Regions from separate parts of the Homo sapiens genome. Here region 1 is linked to region 2. Evidence: read pairs that join two places in POLR2A ChIA-PET (ENCODE). Cell type or tissue: OCI-LY7. All regions are shown on one strand. Links, peaks and the distances in the headings refer to the core of each region. The heading gives the core; the rest is flanking DNA.

What was found. ChIA-PET counts read pairs that join two places held together with the same protein. Peaks named below come from ENCODE experiments on the same cell type or tissue, not always from the same donor. Only the 100,000 strongest peaks of a DNase experiment are listed, where the experiment ranks them.
Region 1: POLR2A ChIA-PET joins it to region 2 with 6 read pairs; 7 of 35 experiments call an interaction of 5 or more read pairs at or near these places.

What each region holds. Positions count from the first base shown.
Region 1 is chr12:32,481,771-32,486,171 of GRCh38, reverse strand. The region is part of intron 1 of FGD4 (FYVE, RhoGEF and PH domain containing 4); the gene reads right to left. Among named protein-coding and RNA genes, the nearest start is that of FGD4, 84 kb to the right of the region's middle. RefSeq lists a silencer at 3,658-3,817. In OCI-LY7, for the core only: no CTCF peak of the experiment used is centred there; DNase peaks (open chromatin) are centred at 2,471 and 3,721; H3K4me3 peaks cover 2,248 bases; H3K27ac peaks cover 2,619 bases.
Region 2 is chr12:32,557,085-32,561,485 of GRCh38, reverse strand. The region is part of intron 1 of FGD4 (FYVE, RhoGEF and PH domain containing 4); the gene reads right to left. Among named protein-coding and RNA genes, the nearest start is that of DNM1L, 120 kb to the left of the region's middle. In OCI-LY7, for the core only: CTCF peaks have their summits at 578, 778 and 2,435; DNase peaks (open chromatin) are centred at 755 and 2,355; H3K4me3 peaks cover 2,254 bases; H3K27ac peaks cover 3,760 bases.

The sequences.
Region 1 (4,401 bases), core at 138-4,137, 75 kb after region 2:
GAAATGGCAATTGCAAAACAATACTCACAGCCCCCCATAAAAGATTCTTTTCATAACATCCAGCAATCTTCTGATTAACCTATTTCCTGCTTCTGGAGCAAGGATTTGGATCCATAATTTGTTGGTAGAAACTATAGGCATTCTGTATTTAGACACTAGACACATACACATCTAGTGTTCAACATGATAAAGAACTAACTAATGGGAAGTACAGAGTTCTGTTTCATAAGTCTTCTTCTGGCAGTGATGCAGGCTCAAGGAACTACGCAAGCAACGCATTTCAAAATTCCACGAAGGTGTTTCAAAATGTACTGAGAGAGCTCTAGAATACCGGGGGTGGACTAGGAAGTATGATGCCAAATACATGTAACTTTATTACATTTATGGCATTTAGGCTTATAACAAACTTCCCTTTAAAAATAGGTCTTGGTCAGGCGCAGTGGCTCACACTTGTAATCCCAGCACTCTGGGAGGCCTAGGCGGGTGGGTCACGAGGTCAAGAAATCGAGACCATCCTGGCTAACATGGTGAAACCTCGTCTCTACTGAAAATACAAAAAAAAAATTAGCCAGGCGTGGTGGCAGGCGCCTGTAGTCCCAGCTGCTCGGGAGGCTGAGGCAAGAGAATAGCGTGAACCTGGGAGGCGGAGCTTGCAGTGAGCCCAGATCCCGCCACTGCACTCCAGCCTGGGCAACAGGGCGAGTCTCTGTCTCAAAAAAAAAAAAAAAAAAAAAATTGGTCTTAAAAGATCTGAGGATTCTTTTTGACAGACATCAGAAAATTGTAAGAAATACTGCAAGCAATGCTGAATAGTGAAACTGTGTATAAGCTCTCCATATTCCCAAAAGCAAAAAAGGGCCTTCCATTTTTTTCCAGGAATGGTTATGCGGGTTACCTAGCAATCCCAAGTAATTTCTATATAAAAACAAGTCAGGTTTTTAAAAGAGGAAGGCACTGATTGATAGGCAAATTTCTCATCCTTGTTATGCCTATAAAGTAAAATTATGGATTAAAATGAATGTTTTATGTTTGAGGCCAGAAATTAGAGACCAACCTAGGCAACATGGTGAGACCCCATCTCTACAAAAATAAATTTTAAAAAATTAGCTGGGTGTTATGGCATGTGCCTGTCATCCCAGCTACTCAACAGGCTGAGGCAGGAGGATCACTTGAGCATAGAAGGTTGACGTTACATAGTGAGCTACTATCATACCACCATACCTCAGTCTGGGCGACAGAGTGAGGCGCCATTTCTTAAAAAATAAGATGGGATTTTTTATTTTTATTTTGTTTTTTTTCTGAGACAGAGTATCCCTCTGTCACCCTGGCTGGAGTGTAGTGGTGTGATCTTGGCTCACTGCAACCTCTGCCTCCCAGGTTCAAGCTATTCTCCTGCCTCAGCCTCCCAAGTAGCTTGGATTACAGGTGCCCACCAGCACGTCTGGCTAATTTTTGTATTTTTAGTAGAGGTGGGGTTTCACCATGTTGGCCAGGCTGGTCTTGAACTCCTGACCTCAGGTAATCCACCCACCTCGGCCTCCGAAAATGCTGGGATTACAGGCATGAGTGACTGCACCCAGCCTAAAAAGGGGTATTTTAGTTAATTTATCACATAACAGATGTTTTAAAACACCTAAACATTAATCATGATGTAAATTCAACATTTACATAACACAAATGTCCCTTTTCATGTGATAGTCAGATGTTGTAGTCAGAATCAAACCATAATACCTAGACTCAGCTCAACTTTGTAACATCACTTCTTAAAATTATTATGTTTCTATGTTATATGGAATAGCAAACTAAAAATTGTATGTTACCTTAAAGCACTTTGAGAGTAGGTGAGGACATTTTGATGGGTATAGTAAAACACACACCTGATGCAGCTTATGAACCAACAAGTGGAAGCATGAAGAAAACTACTTGGAGAAATACACACTAACATCATAAAGTCTTAAGACATTTAGAAATCCTCCCATTGCATGGATAAGAAAATTGAGGCCAAGACTGACAAGGCAGTCAAGATAAAGCCATACTATATGAGGCAGACAAGATATGCACACTTCAGAGCTCCCAACGGATTTTTTTTGGTGTAATTTCCAAGGTATTATACATCCAAATAATTAACTCTTTCTTGAACACACCATCATCTAGTATAATACTGTAATGCAGTGGTGATTTTGAGAGCTAGTAACCTACCTCCAACAATCACTTGCTGTCAATAAATGTTATTTTCATAAACTTTAAAAGCTGATCTTTATGAAGTGAAAGGTATAGTAATACACAGTATGTTCATATACTGTGGTGGTGTCCATCTGAGGGCTAATGCTTTCCAAACCTCACCAATTCCAGCCATCATCCTCATCCAGGTCAGCTAAGGGCTGGGTGTGTCCTCTACAGTCAGGATAGGTTTTACACAGGAAGTGCTGGCACTTACACAGGCTGGAGTGAAGATGTCAAATGAGGATGTCAGCATTTTTGGTTCCCTCTCTCTAGCTCAGAAAAGTACTGCAGGAAACTTCAAACTGACCATATGCCAATGAGTTATGGGCTAAAACTGGAACTGTCCTGCACTGCTACTGTGAACCAGGGCCAGAAGGATCCTCATGAGTATGCTGGCCTTTGTTCTTGACCTCTTTTTTCAATGTTTTGGCAGTTTGGAGGGCAAAGAAAAAGAAAAGTTATATGGAATATTTTCTGATGATTTGGCATTGTACATTGTAGATTTTTATGTATCTTTACAATCAACTAAACCTTTCACTATTCATTCAGAGATTATATGGATCTAGCCGTAGAAAAATGTTGCAGGGATTACACTGAAATAAAATTGCACCCATAGATGTGTGATTGTGCTATTTTTCTGAGTTCTCTGCACAGATTCTCTGCCTTGTAGATTTTACAAAATACAGATTTATCCCTACTGGCTTTAAATCAAGTGATCCTGATCAATTTACTCACACATGCTTGAATTTCAGAATGGCTATAGGAACTGCAATTTTAACCAATTCGTTACAAGCTAAAATTAGTATTCTACCCACACACACACACAAAAATTATCATGTGGCTAAAAATAAAGCTTCATAAAAGGAGAATACACTAAGCTATTTATATTTTCCTAACACCATCATTATATTCCGTATCTTGATAAAATTATCAGTAATTATAGCTGTATACTTAACTTGCTATGTGCTCTCCTCATAACAACCTCAACAAAAAGTCATTAATAGGTGTTGAAACTGAGAACATCTATACATCATCTATAACTGAGAAAGTAACTTTCCAGATAGTAAACGGCAGGTCTGGAATGCAAATCCTGAACTATTTAACTTCAAAACGTGATTTCTAAAGTGCAGAACGTCTGCTTATCCTCCCAAAGTTTGTCAAAATTATTAACGTGGGATGAAATAAAAATTTTTACCCTATGTCTTCGTTTTCTTGTATTCTCCCCCCAAACTCAAAACTTAAAAATTTTTATGCCTGGTAAAGTTCCTCTTTCTACCTCATGGGATTCTTTGCATAACTAAATTCCTGGAAACTCTGTATTTAATCTACTTGTAAGCAAATCATTTTATATATAATCTGGAATAGTGGGATCATTTTAGAGTAACATATCTTGCAGTCCTACAGTCCGCTCAGCAATAGTTGCTTTTATCTTAATTTGCTTATTCGCTGTACAAATGAGAAGAACATATGTGTAACTTCCTCAAGGTCACTTCGAGCCAGAAATAGAATTTTGGTTTAAGGTCTGGTTGCTAAACCACACTTCCTCTTCAATGGTAAGCTACCATTGGTAAGCTGGTCACTAAGAAATAGAAAACAAGAAGCATGGGATATTCAAAATACTTTTCATGCCAGAATTTCTCTTTTCCCTACCCATCTGTCTCTGTTTTTCCCATCTCCTAAATATGCTATATTGTGATTATGGAAAAAGACAGCAACTGCTTTGGCAGATAAGGAAAAACACCTTATTCCTATTTCAAACATGAAGCAAATATTTCATTTCCTTTGTTTATTAAAATATATAATGTGGCCTTGAAAGTCACGGCACTTTTTTAAAAAATGCTTAATTTATCCATTCTATTTAATTTTACTGGTATAGACAATTACTTTGATTTGTAAATTTGAGACTGTTCTCTAAGAAATGTGTAGGTACCAAGACATGTGACAACTGGCACTACTATAGAGGGTTTTATTTAAAGCAGACTGCCCAATTGAACTTTATGCAATAATGAAAATGTTCTATAATTGTGCTATATAATAAGGTGGCCACATGAGCACTTGAAACATGGGTTCGTGTGATCAAGGAACTGAAATTATTTCAATTAACTTAGATGTTCTTTTTTTTTTTTTTTTGAGACAGTCTTGCTCTGTCACCCAGGCTGGAGTACAGTGGCACAATCT
Region 2 (4,401 bases), core at 93-4,092:
TTTTTAAAAAACCCAATCAACTTTCTATTGAGTAAAAAAAACCCAAAAAATTCTTAATCCAATTCATTATTAAATAATATTGATTAGAAACCACATTTGGGCCAGGTGCGGTGGCTCATGCCTGTAATCCCAGCACTCTGGGAGGCCAAGGCGGGTGGATCACCTGAGGTCAGGAGTTCAAGACCAGCCTGGCCAACATGGTAAAACCCCGTCTCTACTAAAAATACAAAAATTAGCCAGATGTGGTGGTGGGCGCCTGTAATCCTAGCTACTCAGGAGGGTGAGACAGGAGAATCACCTGAACCCAGGATGGGGGGAGGTTGCAGTGAGCTGAGATCGCACCATTGCACTCCAGCCTGGGCAACAAGAGTGAAACTCCATCTCAAAAAAAAAAAAAAAAAAAAAAAAAACAAAACCCAACAAAGAAACCACATTTCTGCTTTATTTTCTGTTGCTCTCCTTAAAATTTATCTTGGTAAAACAGATTTTGGAAAATATCAAGAGTTCCAAGTATTGTCTCAACAGTTCTTTCAGAGCCAATACCAAAACAGAAATTAAATGACGCTAGGAATTTGAGACCAGCCTGGGCAACATAAGACCCTGCCTTTACTTAAAAAAAATAAAAATTAGCTGGGCATGGTGGTGCGCGCTTGTGGTCCCAGCTACTGGGGAGGTTGAGGTGAGAGGATCTCTTGAGCCCAGGAGGTTGAGGAAGCAGTGAGCTATAATCACACCACTGCACTCCAGCCTGGTCAACAGAGGGAGACCTTGCAACTCTGAGAAAAGAAAAAAAAAGGCAGGGGTGGTCCTCATCAGACATACTTCTGCTAAAATGGTTTATCAGCGAGATTAAGCATTGTTTAGTAAAATATAACAAGAATTTAGAAGGCAAAAGTAATGAAAGATTGACAGATTATTATTAAAATTATAAAAAGGCTGGGTGCAGTGGCTCACGTAATCTCAACACTTTGCGAGGCTGAGGCAGGCAGATCACTTAAGCCCAGGAGTTTGAGACCAGGTAGGCAGCCATGGCAAAATCCTGTCTCTTCAAAAAAATACAAAAAACATTAACTGGGTGTGGTGGCATACATCTGTAGTCCCAGCTACTTAGAAGGCCGAGGTGCGAGGATGGCTTAAACCTGGGAGTTTGAGGCCACAGTGAGCCGTGATCACACCATTGCGCTGCACTCCAAAATGAGTGACAGAGCGAGACACCATCTCAAAATAAATAAAATTATAAACAGAAGAAATACAGTTGAAACCTTTACATGTGTAAGCTTATCTATCTTCTTGGAAAAAAGTATGTGAAATAGGCAAAGTATATCCCTAAAATCCACAACACATCATGCAACCACTTGGCCTTTCAGGGGGAAAATCTGGATGCTTTTTCACAGTGATACTAAGAATGGCTTAAAGGCCACCTTTGAGCCTACTAAAGGCCACCTCCCGGGGTCTAGTGAAGGATGGCTGTACAGGCCCCAACAGTGCAGAGCCACAGCTCAACTACAAACTAGAGGAAGAAACTAATGTAATTGTAAATTGAGACCCTGAGACATCATCAATTTATAAGAGAAAGCAGCAACAATACTACACAAAGGGGGCAGTTAATGGGTTAAATGAGAAAACAAATTACGTTGAGTCTTTTTAAAAAGGTCATCACCATTACACATTAAAATATGAAAAATGTTTGACAGTCTATTTAGAAATAAAACATGTCTTACCTAAATATTAATTTGAATGAAAACTAGGCACTTAATTTCTAGACAGCAAACTTTCAGGGTATGGTAGGTTTCGCAAGTGTCATGTTTACAGAGAATATCTCCCACGAATGTGCCAAAATGCGTGCAATAAGAGATCAACTGTGCATCTATTTTTAAAATAAGTTCATCAAAGTCATGATTACACATCTTTTGCCAGAGGCAATTAGATCAACATTTCAGAACATTGTTTATTAAAACAAGTCTCTAAATTTCAGCCACTATCACAAAGCATGAAAACATGGTGAAGGACACAGAGAACATTTACATTTTTAAACATTTGTTTAAAAAAACAAAAAGGCAATGACAAATACATAGAGATCATACGTGGCTGCAAGGCTAAAAATACTATTAATAATTATTTGGCCCTTTACAGGAAAAAAATGTACGGACCACTGGTATAGGTTAAACAAATCATGGTAAAAGAAGTTTGCCTAAAAGAAGCACCCTTTCATTAAACACTTCATCTGCTAACATCTTGGATAATAGCAACAAAAACTGAAACTTTTTGTTTGTTTATGACTGACTTAGCCTACTCATATTTGGAAACAGTCCTTATTTGGGTGTCAGTTGCCTAACAGGGAATTGAAACCAAAATTGTAACCAGATGGTCTCTCATTCAAGAAGTTTTACATTAACTCTAGAGGTTCTTTGATTGCAAATTACAATATCAAGAAGAACCAGTAGGGCTGATTTATAATTATAAACAGTTACCTTAGAAACAGCCATAACAAATTACAGTATGTTAGTTAGCATGGGGAAGGAGAGGTATCCGATTTAAATACTATCTCCTCTTGAGGACTGGTCATCTTTTTAACCACTTTTTAGTATTAACCCATTTTGTACTCTGACCTTGGGTTGCTGACCTATGCTTGCTGGGTTGTATCTCCTATAGGAATCCCTAGACATACGCCAACCTCAAATATTCTCAATTAGCCTCACTGTTGACTGATATAGCTCCCTCGTTCCAACTGCAGAGGTTGCCACTATGGCTTAACTTTCCTTTATCTGTCTTTTTTGGCATTTAAACAGTCATGCGCTAAGTCACACTTTTGTGTGGTAGATATGCCCTACGATTGGTTAGGGTGACTTTTGGCTACTATTTGCTAGACTCTGTTATAGGCTGTTATATTACATTTTACCAAATCATTCTTGAATTATTGTTTCGCATTTTAAGTTTGGACCCTCTCTTTGGCTATCCATTGCAAAATCCACTCAGTTCTCTGATTCTTCGAGCCTGACCTCTTACCACAGTGTCCATGAGCTCAGATCACAGCTTTATACGGTCTTGCTTATACTGTCTCATCCATCCATGCACTGGGTCTCTAGCCCAGGAGATCTCAATGGGGTCCACCCTTTGGGACAAGCATCTCTTGGATTTAAGAGGGAAGACACAGTTTTCTAGGGTAGACGATCTTTATGGGAGCATATTGTCCATAAGGATAAACATACTTTAAAAAACCAAAAACCACTTTATTTGCATTTAGTTTTCACTGTCTCCTTAGTGTACTACAACCTGTGAGAATTACTTAGATTTGTCTTGCATGACTTTTGGCACCATAGCACTTTTGAAGAACATGGTCAGGTATTTTGTGGAATGTCCCTCAAATTGGGTTTCTGTTATTTTCTCATTATGAGACTGTGGTTATGGGTTTGGGGTAAGAATATCACAGAGGCAATGCACCCATCTCACTTTATTATATTAATATCACTGCATGATAGCAATATGATTATCATGTGATGTTAACCCTGGTCGGCTGATGAGGTGGCATCTACCAGGTTTCTCTACTGTAAAACATTATTATAAAACATTTTTCAACAGTCTTCTATCATAACTCCCAAAACTCCCCCATTTGTCCCATAGATTGCAGATTACATCTCCCATATGCTAGCTAAAACACCTAGATTAAGAGATCAATTGCCTTTTTTAAAAAAAAGACATTAAGGTTATAAAACTCATAGTTTACAACTCTCTTGCTATGGGGAACAAATCCATAGCCAGGAAATTTATTTGAGTGTTATTTCAAACAGCTCCCCAAACTTCTAAACCTGAATAATAAATTTTCTAGAAACATAATTATCAAGCCACAAAGGTTCTTCAAAAAGAAAATCTGATGAAGAGTTAAAGAAAGTTCCTTGGACCTAGGAACTGCATGCACTTCTAGGACTCTAATCTACAGTAATAGCCCTGTACATGTAAAGGTAAATATAACACTATAGAACATATGCAGCAGACTGGGAATATTTCCAAAATATAAATAATTGAGAGGTCTCCAAGACATTATTAAACTGTAGAATATGTATAATATCTCAGTTTTTAAAAAGAATAAGTTATAGACAAATGTATAGAAATGTACTGAAAGAGAGGGAAGATAGCACACCAAATGTAACTTTGGGAATTGCAGATGGAGGTGAGGTGAGAGAATGAATGAGAATTTTCATATTTTGGTCTGTTAACAGCTATATCATTTAAATCTTTTATAATAAAAATGTATTTATATATCACTTATATTTTTAAAAATCTATGAAAGTCACCAAGTATACATATCACAGAGACTTTTAAAAAAGCATATCCCTGCTGGGCATCGTGGCGCAGGCCTGTAATCCCAACACTTTGGGAGGGTGAGGCGGGCAGATCACCTGA